3 separate regions of the Homo sapiens genome follow, and all the other regions are linked to region 2. A link is a contact called in ENCODE Hi-C or POLR2A ChIA-PET data. All regions are on one chromosome and are shown on one strand. The core of a region is the stretch at or near the end of the contact, and the rest is flanking DNA. Distances in the headings are between cores, read along the strand shown.

The links. Hi-C counts contacts between places; a loop is a spot of excess contacts on that map. ChIA-PET counts read pairs that join two places held with the same protein, here RNA polymerase II (POLR2A). Pooled maps may share reads with other maps.
Region 1: a pooled map shows a loop between it and region 2 (5-fold over the local background). The contact joins two enhancer-like sites. A Hi-C loop is called at or near these places in 1 of 168 maps with a recorded cell type or tissue (OCI-LY7), 4 of 37 single-sample maps with no recorded cell type and 9 of 50 pooled maps. POLR2A ChIA-PET finds 5 or more read pairs at or near these places in 2 of 52 experiments (H1 and activated CD4-positive, alpha-beta T cell).
Region 3: a map of tibial artery shows a loop between it and region 2 (2.6-fold over the local background). The contact joins two enhancer-like sites. A Hi-C loop is called at or near these places in 1 of 168 maps with a recorded cell type or tissue (tibial artery) and 2 of 50 pooled maps. POLR2A ChIA-PET finds 5 or more read pairs at or near these places in 1 of 52 experiments (GM12878).

The regions. Positions count from the first base shown.
Region 1 is chr7:101,980,562-101,984,251 of GRCh38, forward strand. The region is part of intron 2 of CUX1 (cut like homeobox 1); the gene reads left to right. Among named protein-coding and RNA genes, the nearest start is that of CUX1, 160 kb to the left of the region's middle. RefSeq lists enhancers at 1,201-1,320, 1,351-1,460. Within about 2 kb of position 1,455, at least 7 of the 41 ENCODE cell types and tissues checked have a DNase peak (open chromatin) inside an H3K27ac peak, as active enhancers do; they include OCI-LY7, where a contact is called at or near this core.
Region 2 is chr7:101,686,434-101,690,175 of GRCh38, forward strand. No RefSeq gene overlaps it. Among named protein-coding and RNA genes, the nearest start is that of MYL10, 59 kb to the left of the region's middle. RefSeq lists a silencer at 2,119-2,248. Within about 2 kb of position 2,055, at least 6 of the 41 ENCODE cell types and tissues checked have a DNase peak (open chromatin) inside an H3K27ac peak, as active enhancers do; they include GM12878 and OCI-LY7, where a contact is called at or near this core.
Region 3 is chr7:102,139,788-102,143,251 of GRCh38, forward strand. The region is part of intron 8 of CUX1 (cut like homeobox 1); the gene reads left to right. Among named protein-coding and RNA genes, the nearest start is that of SH2B2, 150 kb to the right of the region's middle. Within about 2 kb of position 1,429, at least 5 of the 41 ENCODE cell types and tissues checked have a DNase peak (open chromatin) inside an H3K27ac peak, as active enhancers do; they include GM12878, where a contact is called at or near this core.

The sequences.
Region 1 (3,690 bases), core at 205-2,704, 290 kb after region 2:
GGCACTTGAGTGAAAAATGACACAATCCAAAGTAGGTGGCAGATTGGTTCTCACTCAGGCAGACCCTGGAGACACCTCTCCCGCTTCTGACTCAGGGGAGAGTGCGGTGACATAAACCACCTTCTTCTGCTCTAGGCCAGCTTGTAACTGTTCAGCCAGCCAGCCGTCTCCTAACTCTGTGACCCCCGGCCCAAGAACAGGGCTCCTGAAGGCCCCGAGAACCAGCCCGCCGTCCGCACGGATGTACCTGGAAGCCACAGTGCCCCACACCCCGTGGGACTTTCTCCCGAACACAGCACCTGCGCTTCCTGACTCCTCTCTCTGAATCTGGCCTTTGAGTTCAATGTCCTGGGAACTTAACTCTAGGGATGCTCTTTCCCCCTTTAGCTACCGAGTCACATGCTGCGTCTTTGGAAATTTCAGGCAATATTTAGTTTGGTGCAAAAGTCATTGTGGTTTTTGCAATTAATTGCAAAAATAATAAATGGAAAAATGAATTTGTGGACATCAGGCTTGCCTAGGGAGATGACCTAGGGAGAGGCCTCTTTTGGCATAGCTCCTGAACAGGGAGAGGTCCTGACATGAATACCCCCCGTTTTGTGAATCCTGAGCCAGTACTGTGTCCCCGGCCCCCTCCTCCCCCAACCTATACACACGCCTCACTTTCCCTTGCAGGACGTTTTCTACCACAGTTCCTCTCTCCTGACATAGTATGTGTTTGTTTCTTACTTGTCTTGCCGCATGAGGATGTAAGTTGCCTGAATTCAAAAACATGTCTTCTTTTTTGTGAATGAAAGAGTGGCTGGCATGTAGCAGGTACTGAAATTATTTGTAGAGTGAATGATAAATCTCAGTTCAGGGCACTCAGTGTGGCCTGGGCTACGTGGAATAGCCAATTGGTGGCCACAGAGAGTGGCCAGCCATTCCCAGGCTGGCAATGTGAGTCTTAGCCACTCTCTTTTACAGATAATGTGCTTATTAAAATGATATCCCAGGCATTCCCCAGTGGTGTTTGAATCGTGAATGCAAATGTCAGAGGCTCTGAAGTTTAAAGTCTTTTTTTTTTTTTGAGACGGAGTCTCGCTCTGTCGCCCAGGCTGGAGTACAGCAGTGCGATCTCGGCTCTGCAACCTCCGCCTCCCTGGTTCAGGCGATTCTCCTGCCTCCGTCTCCTGAGTAGCTGGGATTACAGGCAAGCACCACCACGCCCAGCTAATGTTTGTATTTTTAGAAGAAACGGGGTTTCACCATGTTGGCCAGGCTGGTTTTGAACTCTTGACCTCAAGTGATCTGCCGCCTTGGCCTCCCAAAGTGCTGGGATTACAGGCGTGAGCCACCGCACCTGGCCAGGTTTCAAGTCTTGACTCTAATAAAACCAGGGAGGTTTCGCTCAGCCACATAAGTGGGAGGGAAAATTAACTGTTGCTTTCTGTATTCACCAAGATGGCCTAAAATAAGCAAGCAGAAAAGGGAAGAAAGAAAACCAAACCCATGAGGTTGTCCAAGTCGATCTTGGCAGGTATTTTCTTGCCTGTTGATTGCTAGAGTTTCCCTCTACCTGCATTGCAGGCTGAAATGTATGACTCAGCCCTGACCAATAACATAGCAGTAAAAAGTAGTTTCCCCTGAGAGCTTTCTCTTCCTCCATAGCTGTGACTGCTGACATCTTCCACTGTAAGTGAGAAAAGTTGAGTGTGCCCTGCTGCCTCGTTTTTCTCACCAAGGTGTTATGAGCTGGTAGGGAAGGCCAGGAGCTAGGGCAGCAGCTTTAGAATTAGTGCAAGAGACAGGAGGACAAGTCACTGGGTCTCCTGAATTTCCTCACCTGCAAAACAGGGACAGTTTTTAAATTTCTTTTTTTTTTCTTTTTTTCTTTTTTGTTTGAGATGGAGTCTTGCTCTGTCGCCCAGGCTGGAGTACTGTGTTGTGATCTTGGCTTACTGCAACCTCTGCCTCCCAGGCTTAGGTGATTCTCATGCCTCAGCCTCCTGAGTAGCTGGGATTACAGATGCGGGCCACCATGCCCGGCTAATTTTTGTATTTTTAGCAGAGATGAGGTTTCACCATGTTGGTTAGGCTGGTCTTGAACTCCTGGCCTGAAACGATCTGCCTGCCTCGGCCTCTCAAAGTGCTGGGATTACAGGTGTGAGCCAACAGGGACTTTTTTTTTTTTATTATACTTTAAGTTCTAGGATACATGTGCACAACGTGCAGGTTTGTTACATATGTATATATGTACCATGTTGGTGTGCTGCACCCATTAACTCGTCATTTACATTAGGTATATCTCCTAATGCTATCCCTCCCCCCTCCCCCCACCCCATGACAAGCCCCGGTGTGTGATGTTCTCCTTCCCCAACAGGGACAGTTTTAATCAATCCCCTTTCTGGGTGGTGTCAGGACACCCACAGAGGTGTGGGTCTAAGCGCTTTGTGAGTGTCCACGTCCTGTGCCTAAGGAAAGCACTAGTCATTCATTCATTCACCCAACAGTTCCTGACGGCCCACCTCAACAGGAAGGAATATTATACAGCCACTAAAATGTAAAATCACCAGTGCTGTTCAGAAGGACGGAGATGTTTATGTCATTGGCTGTGTGACCAAAAGAAAAAGTTCTGCTGGGGATGTGGGATGGGCATATACGTGTTTTGAATATAAGATCTTTCTTTAATGCTGTTATATTTGGTCTCCATAAAATAATTATTCTTTGGGTGACAACCTCTTAGAAAAAGAAAGACAAAAGCAGCTATTTGCATAAACCTCAGCCCAGGTGTGGTCTCCAGCCCCAGGAAACTTCTCTAACACCCCTCCCATCCTCCCACCAGTGGTTCCTCCCTCGGTGGCATGAGGTGGTTCAGTTTTTTTCCTCTGTGCCCACCCTGGGGTGCCCTGGGCCCATGGCCACTGACTGCAGTGAACAATTATGTGTGAGTCTGTTAGTTCATTTGCATTGCTATAAAGAAATACCCGAGGCTGAGTAATTTATGAAGAAAAGAGGTTTACTTGGCCCATGGTTCTGCAGGTTGTACAAGAAGCATGACGCCAGCATCTGCTGCTGGTGAGGCCTCAGGAAGCTTCCAGTCATGATGGAAGGCAAAGAGGACTTGACATATCACATGGGGAGAGAGAGAGTGAGAAGGGGGAGGTCCCAGACTCTTTTAAACAACCAGATCTCACAAGAACTCAGAGCAAGAATTCACTCATTACCAGGAGGTGGGCACCAAGCCATTCATGAGCAATCTGCCCTCATGGCCCAAACACCTCCCACCAGGCCCCACCTCCAACACTGGGGATCACATTTCAACATGAAATTTGGAGGGGACACTAGCCGGGTGTGGTGGCATGTACCTGTAATCTCAGTTACTCAGGAGGCTGAGGCAGGAAAATCGCTTGAACCCGGGAGGCAGAGGTTACAGTGAGCTGAGATTGTGCCACTGCACTACAGCCTGGGTGACAGAGCTGAGACTGCACCACTGCACTCCAGCCTGGGTGACAGAGCAAGACTCTGTCCCCCCCCAAAAAAAAAAAAATATATATATATATATATATATATATATATATATATATATACACACACACATATATATATGTGTGTGTGTGTGTGTGTGTGTGTGTTAGGGGACAGATGTCCAAAGTGTGTCAGTGTCCATCATGGCTATTAGACTGTCAGGCATTGAATATGGGCCCATGT
Region 2 (3,742 bases), core at 805-3,304:
TTAAAGCACCACCACATAGCTTTATGTCCTCGTTGTTTTCCACCTGAATCTCCTTATACAAGACTCAGGCTGGGCCAGGCACAGTGGCTCATGCCTGTAATCCCAGCACTTTGGGAGGCCAAGGCAGATGGATCACCTGAGGTCAGGAGTTCAAGATCAGCCTGGCCAACATGGCAAAACCCCGTCTCTACTAAAAATACAAAAATTAGCTGGGCATGGTGGCGCATGCCTGTAATTCCAGCTACTCGGGAGACTGAGGCGGGACAATTGCTTGAACCCGGGAGGCAGAGGCTGCAGTGAGCCGAGATCATGCCACTGCACTACAACCTGGGCAACAGAGTGAGACTCAGTCTCAGAAAAAAAAATAATAAAATAAATAAATAAAAAGATTCTCAGGCTGAAGTCACGAAGTAGGGTGGCCCCGAGCCCCCCTCAGCAGACACAGCCCAAGAGGGCATCTGCAAAGAGCAGGACTGTGGGTTGTGGGCAAGACGTGGAGGGGAGGTAGAGGAGAGAAGGGGACCCCCTACACCAGGAGGAATTTGCAGGCTTCACCAGGGAAATAGGACGGCACCCCCTGCCCCAGGGAGGTGGGCAGGGCATAGAGGGCATTTTCCAAATTGTACAGCCACAGGGACCACTCTGCCCAGAGCTCCACTCACACCCTCCAACCCCCTAGTCACACAGACACACATTCACACACACACACTACAGTCGTACACACACAGACATGCATTCACATATACACTCACTGACATACAGATACATACTCACAGGCACACACAGACATGCATTCACATACACACTAACGCAAAGACACACACAGACATTCACACAGAGTCACACTTACACACAGACATGTATTTACACATTCAAATGAATACACACACTAACACACAGAGACACACACAAACACGCACACACAGACATGTAGTCACACACCAGATGCACACACATACACTAACACACAGAGCTGTACTCACATAGACCACACACATACACACATAGGCATCATCACTACGCTAATGTCTCTCAGTGTCCTACGACAGGTGTGCACGGCCTTGCCTTGCACTGAGGTGCCCCTGCAGTATTGGGGGTTCCACCGTAGTACTGGGGTCCACTCACCCATAGACCGTGCATCTCCAGCTTCATGCGCAGGAATTTCCCCATGCCACAGGGCCTTTTGCTGGGGAAGATGCTGGTCTGCCCAAAGTCAGCGTGGAATCTGGGCAGAGCCAGAATGACCTGCCCCAGGCTTGGGAGCCGAGCATATAACCCCCCTACACACAGCGCCATTCAGACCCTGGCACCCCACCGTTGGGCTCCCTAAAGATGTGTCCATTCTGCTTGACTTAAACACTGTATTCCTGGTTGGTCCTTCAGTGACAGGGGAGGGAGGAAGAGGCTGTGGCTTGCAGGACAGGGGGTCAGGATATGGGCAATGGCTTGGGGACCTCCTACTTGTAAGGAACCAGGGTGGGGTCCTATTGGGTGGACAGGAGACCCTGCAGCCCTGGCCTCACTGCCTTCTGGGATCCTCTGCCACAGGTCCCACCCCGCAGCCCATCCTGGGCCTGCGACCCACAGCCTGTGCCTCCTGTCCCCTGTCCCTCCCAGTGCACCCTGAGCCCACCCTACCCAGCCCCCGCCACCCCCCTGCTGCACTCCCAGGGCTGACCTTCTTCCCTGCCCAGGCTGGACATCCCTCCTCTCTTGCCTCCCCCTTGACCTCCCTGATGGGACTAAGTGGAGGCTTCTGTTCATGGAAACTGGGGTTAAGGAAGCAAACTACAGGGCCTGGGGTCAAGGTCAGGTCCAAGGTCAGGGCTGAGTCAGCCCTGACTTCGTTCCTCCCGCCTCTTCCCCCGGGCATCCAGGCCCTTAGGTGTCAGGAGTTACAGCCTTGCCCTCGCCTCCTGCTCCTCTGGCCGAGGCCAGGGCGGCCCCTTCCTGTCCCCCCTGCCCGTCGTTCGCTCCCCGAGGGCGCAGCAGAAGCACGGGGAACTCCGGACCCCACGAGGCGCTCTGGACGAGGTCGAGCCGCCGCTTCCCCCGGGCGCCGCTAGGTGGCGCCGCGCTAACGAGGATCGGGATAGACCGGAGGGGCCGCGCTGCCACCAACCGGGTCTCCACTCCCCAGGTCCTCACTCCCCGGGCCCCAGCCTCGCCCCAAAGCTCAAACACGCACCCGGGAACCCTTCCACCACCCTCCCTCCCCACCCCTGGCATCCTTAGCCCTCGGCAGCTCCCGTGGTCCCAGGGGCCTCTCCGGTCCCTCAGCAGGAGACCTGGAGTGCACGGCCTGTCCATGCCTCTGGGACGCAGGACAAAGTGGACGAATAGGAATCAACCGTGGGGAGGGAGGGGCCACCCAGGAGAATCCCAGTCCACGGAGTAAGGGAGGGTGGCATGCTGAGTGCCAGGCAGAAGGCCTGGCCCAGGCGGTGCTCCCTAAGTGAGGGTGCACCCTCACTTACATCCTTCCAGGATAGTTCCTCTTCACATCCTTCCAGGATAGTTCCTCGCCTAGGCGTTTTCTCCCTCAGTTTGGGGGTAGTGGTTTTTAGGGCCCCGTGTGAGAGTGAGAAGGCTCAAGGGTGCCACTACCCCAAAACCAAGGGGGCAAGGGGCAGACCCCAACTGTACCAGGAGCAAGGAGCTGCTTTAATTTACTCCTCCCAACATGTCTATTAGACGTTTTACCAACGAGGAAGATGGGCTCAAAGCCCAAGGTCACATGGGGGTGGATGGCCAAGGCAGGGTTGGAACCCAGGTCTGGCAGATGCCCTTGCCATGCCCTGGGGTGCCCCAACTCTGACCACAATGAGCCCTTCCAGCTCCTTCCCAGCCCAAAACTAAACCCTGAGGCAGAGTGACTGGGCCACGCTCAGACGTCCCTGACTCTATGCCCTACCTCTGTCCCTCTGAGACTCCCACTGTCCTACAGCTGCCTTCTGGTCTTTGCAATGGCTGATCGTCCTGCCGGGAAAGGTGTTTCCCCAGCCTCACCAGGGCCCACTCTGGCATCAACTCCTACAGGAAGCCCTCCCTGATTGATCCCTAAGTGGAGGCTTCGGTTGGGTCCCAGCCTCAGGAAACTGGCATCAGAGCCTCCCATGGTCCCGGGCTCAGACACAATAGTGAACTCAGCCAGGTGAAGGAAGAGCTGAGAGCCCACCACCACCACGATGCTGGTCCATCGGCAGCCTGTAGCACGCCCCAAACACCCCATTTACAAAGAAACTTTTCAAAGGGCATTTAGGGCAGATGATAAAACTATGGCCCGGAGAGGCCAAGTGACTAGTGCAGAGTCACACAGCAAACCAGAAGAGACTAGACACCAACCAAGATCTGTCACTATATTCATAAAAGAAAAGAAGGCTGGGTGCGGTGTTTTGTGCCTGTAATCCCAGCACTTTGGAAAGTCAAGGGGGTGCAGATCGCTTGAGCCCAGGAGTTTGAGACCAGCCTGGGCAACATAGTGAGACCTCATCGCTACTAAAAATGTAAAAATTAGCCCAGCATGGGGACGTGTGCCTGTTGTCCCAGCTACTCAGGAGGCCGAGGCAGGAGAATTGCTTGAGCCCAAGAGGTGGAGGCTGCAATGAACCGTGATTGTGCCACTGCACTCCAGCCTGGGTGACAAAGCAAGGCCCTGTCTCTAAAAAGAGAAAGAAAATAAAAGGAAGACCAAAAGCAATGAATTTAAAACACACACACACACACGCATGCATGAGTGCAT
Region 3 (3,464 bases), core at 179-2,678, 450 kb after region 2:
TCTACAGGGGCACACCAGCACACCCAGCTATTTTTTTTTTTTTAATTTATTGTAGAGACGGGGTCTTGTTACATTGCCCAGGCTGGTCTCAAGCTCTTGGCCTCAAGCGATCCTCCAGCAGTCCTCCCACCTGAGCCTCCCAAAGTCCTGGAATGACAGGTCTAAGCCACTCTGCTCAGCCCAAAACAAATTCTATAACCAAACCAGAAAAGTTGTTTTTTGTTTAGCTTTTTACCTTAAAACTTTCATTACCCCTACTTCCAACAAAGTATTTGAGGTGGATTTAACACAAGACACAGCATCAATAAAGCTCTTAAGTGAAGTCTGAGATTTAAAGGAGCATAGCTCAGTGGGGAAGATGACTTCTAAGGCTTGGCTTTGAATAAAGCCCAACTCTTCAATAGCTTGGTGTGACTAAGACATGCTCTACCTATGTGGGTTTGTTTTTTTGTTTGTTTGTTTGTTTGTTTGTTTTTGGAGACAGAGTCTTGCTCTGTCACCCAGGGTGGAGTGCAATGGCACGATCTCGGCTCACTGCAACCTCCACCTCCGGGTTCAAGCAATTCTCCTGCCTCAGCCTCCCAAGTAGCTGGAACTACAGGTGCACACCACCATGCCCAGCCAGTTTTTTGTATTTTAGTAGAGACGGGGTTTCACCATGTTTGCCAGGCTATTCTCAAACTCCTGAACTCAGGCAATCCACCTGCCTTAGCCTCCCAAAGTGCTAGGATTACAGGCATGAGCCACTGCACCCAGCCTCTATGTGTTTTTTTTATTGTTAAGAGTTCGAGGCTGGGTGCAGTGACACACACCTGTAATCCCAGCACTTTGGGAGGCCGAGGCGGGAGAATCACTTGAGGTCAGGAGTTCAAGACCAGCCTGGCCAACATGGTGAAACCCCGTCTCTACTAAAAATACAAAAAAAAATTTAGCTGAGCGTGGTGGTGCACGCCTGTAATCCCAGCTATTGGGGAGGCTGAGGCAGGAGAATCTCTTGAACCCAGGAGGCAGAGGTTGCGGTGAGCCAAGATCATGCCACTGTACTCCAGCCTGGGGGATGGAGCGAGACTTCGTCTCAAAAAAAAAAAAAAACAGCATTACTATGCCACCCTGATACACTGCTTGGCTAGGAGGGAAAACTTCTTGTTGCAATTAACCTTTCTATTTTTTTCGCTACGTCTAAGTATTGTGAACTTCCTTTGTGGTATTTTAGTGATTAGACAGGATGGAGGGCGTTCTTAAAGATTCATGGCCAAATCCAATGATGTCAGAGTGAAGGGAACGGACGGTCTTCGTGGGGCCAGCAAGTCTGGCCCCATCTGAATTGTTTGTCTAACACTTCACAAGCAGAATAGGAACCGCTGAATTATTCATTTTCAAGTTGCCCTAAAAAAGGTACTTAGCCTGCCGAAAGGCAGACTTTCGGTGCCAGCGAGAGGAAGAGGAAGGATGCTGTCTTTCCTATGAACGTTCTCGTGCCTCCACTGCCTGGGTCTTCAGTTTCACTTCCCAGCCCTGCGGGGTACAGGAAACCACCAGCTAACTTAAGTGCAAGGCAATTAAGCGGGGAGGGAATTGTGGACAAATCTATAGAACTCTGAAGCCACAGGTGAGCCAAGCATTGACTTTACTGGGGAAAAACCAGGTGGAAGAAGGTTGAAGGAGCTTGGGTTGGTCAGAAGATGCCAGGATTTGGGACCTGAGCCAGGGAGGTGGGCCCAGGAAGTGGGATTGGGCTTGGGGATGGGGAAGGAGAGGAAGCTGAGAGCGATAACTAGTATGCAATCAGAAATTTTTTTTATTCTTAGTTTTAGCTTCTCTGCCTCTGCCACCAAAGCTTTGTTTTGGTTTTTGAGACAGGCTCTCACTCTGTTGCCCAGGCTGTAGTGCAGTGGCACAATCTTGGCTCACTTCAACCTGTGCCTCCCGGGTTCAAGCAATTCTCCCACCTTAGCCTCCCGAGTAGCTGGGATTACAGGTGCACACCACCACTCTCAGCTAATTTTTTTTTTTTTTTTTTTTTTTGTATTTTTAGTAGAGACGGGGTTTCTCCATGTTGGTCAGGCTGGTCTTGAACTCCTGACCTCAAGTGATCCACCCGCCTCAGCCTCTCAGAGTGCTGGGATTACAGGCGTGAGCCACCATGCCTGGTCCCAACCTTTCCTTAACACTTCCTACCACACAGTACTTAGGGGAGAAAGTCATTAGAAACCCTTGTACTTGGGAGTAAAGGCCAGGCTTTTAGTAGAGACAGGTTGCCTACCATGCCCTTGAGCCCATGCACCACTGCGCCGCCCTGCACCTCAGTTTCCCCACTTGTGAAATCCTAGCAGTCTTCCTCTGTAGGTCTGCACTGCTCCCCTGTGGTGTGTCTTTTGTGCAGCGCAGGAGGCAGATGAGAGAGAGAAGCCCGCGTCTTGTCCAAAATATGATTTGGCGCATTCTTGGGCAGCGTCTGTTGGAGGTACAGGCGGGATGCTCACAGGTGAAGTAAACCAGGAATGGCAAACAGAACCTGAAAGGTGGTTCTGAAAGAGAGAATGCAGAAACTGGGCAAGCAGTACTCCCACCTGTAGGAAGGTTTGCTGGCGAAGTTTCACACTAAAACATGAAGGAGACTGTTAAAAACAATGGGTATAGATGACAGAACAGCATCCCTTCCTAAACAGCCTTTAAAAGTCTGAAACTAGGGCCAGGTGTGGTAGTTCACACCTGTAAGCCCAGCTAGTTGGGAGGCTGAGGCAGGAGGATCACTTGAGCCCAGGAATTTGAGGCTGCAGTGAGCCATGATAGTACCACTGCACTCCAGCCTGGGCAACAGAGCAAGACCCTGTCTCTACAAAAAATAAATTAGCCATGTGTAATGGTGCACACCTGTAGTCCCAGGTATTCAGGGGATCGAGACAGGAGGATCACTTGAAGACAGGAGTTCAAGACCAGCCTGGCCAACATAGTGAGACCTTGTTTCTGCAAAAAATTTAAAAATTAGCCGGGAGAGGTGATGCACACTTGTAGTCCCAGCTACTTGGGAGGCCGAGGCAGGAGGATCTCTTGAGCCCATGAGTTCAAGGCTGCAGTGAGCCATGGTCAAACCACTGCACTCCAGCCTGGGCAACAGAGCAAGACCCATCTATTAAAAAATAATAATAATAATAAAAACAAATCTGAAAGTAAAGAAGTAACAACCGGTCCCCATTTCCTGCCAGGTTGTTGTCTACCCGTGATTCCTGGCACAGTTGGGGCAAGTCCCCGGAGTGCAGGAGCCATGTTGCCTGCGTCTTTGTAACTGTCCCATGGCCAGGGGGCTCAATGGATGGCAGGCTGCCGGCCCACGATGTCAACAGCAGGAACTTGTGCCTCAGTTTCCTCCATCACCTAAGTGTAGGCCTCTCACCATGACAGTTCCCTTCCTGGGTCAGATGGTACTTGGGGGGTTCCCTTCCAGAATTCATTTTCTTCCCATT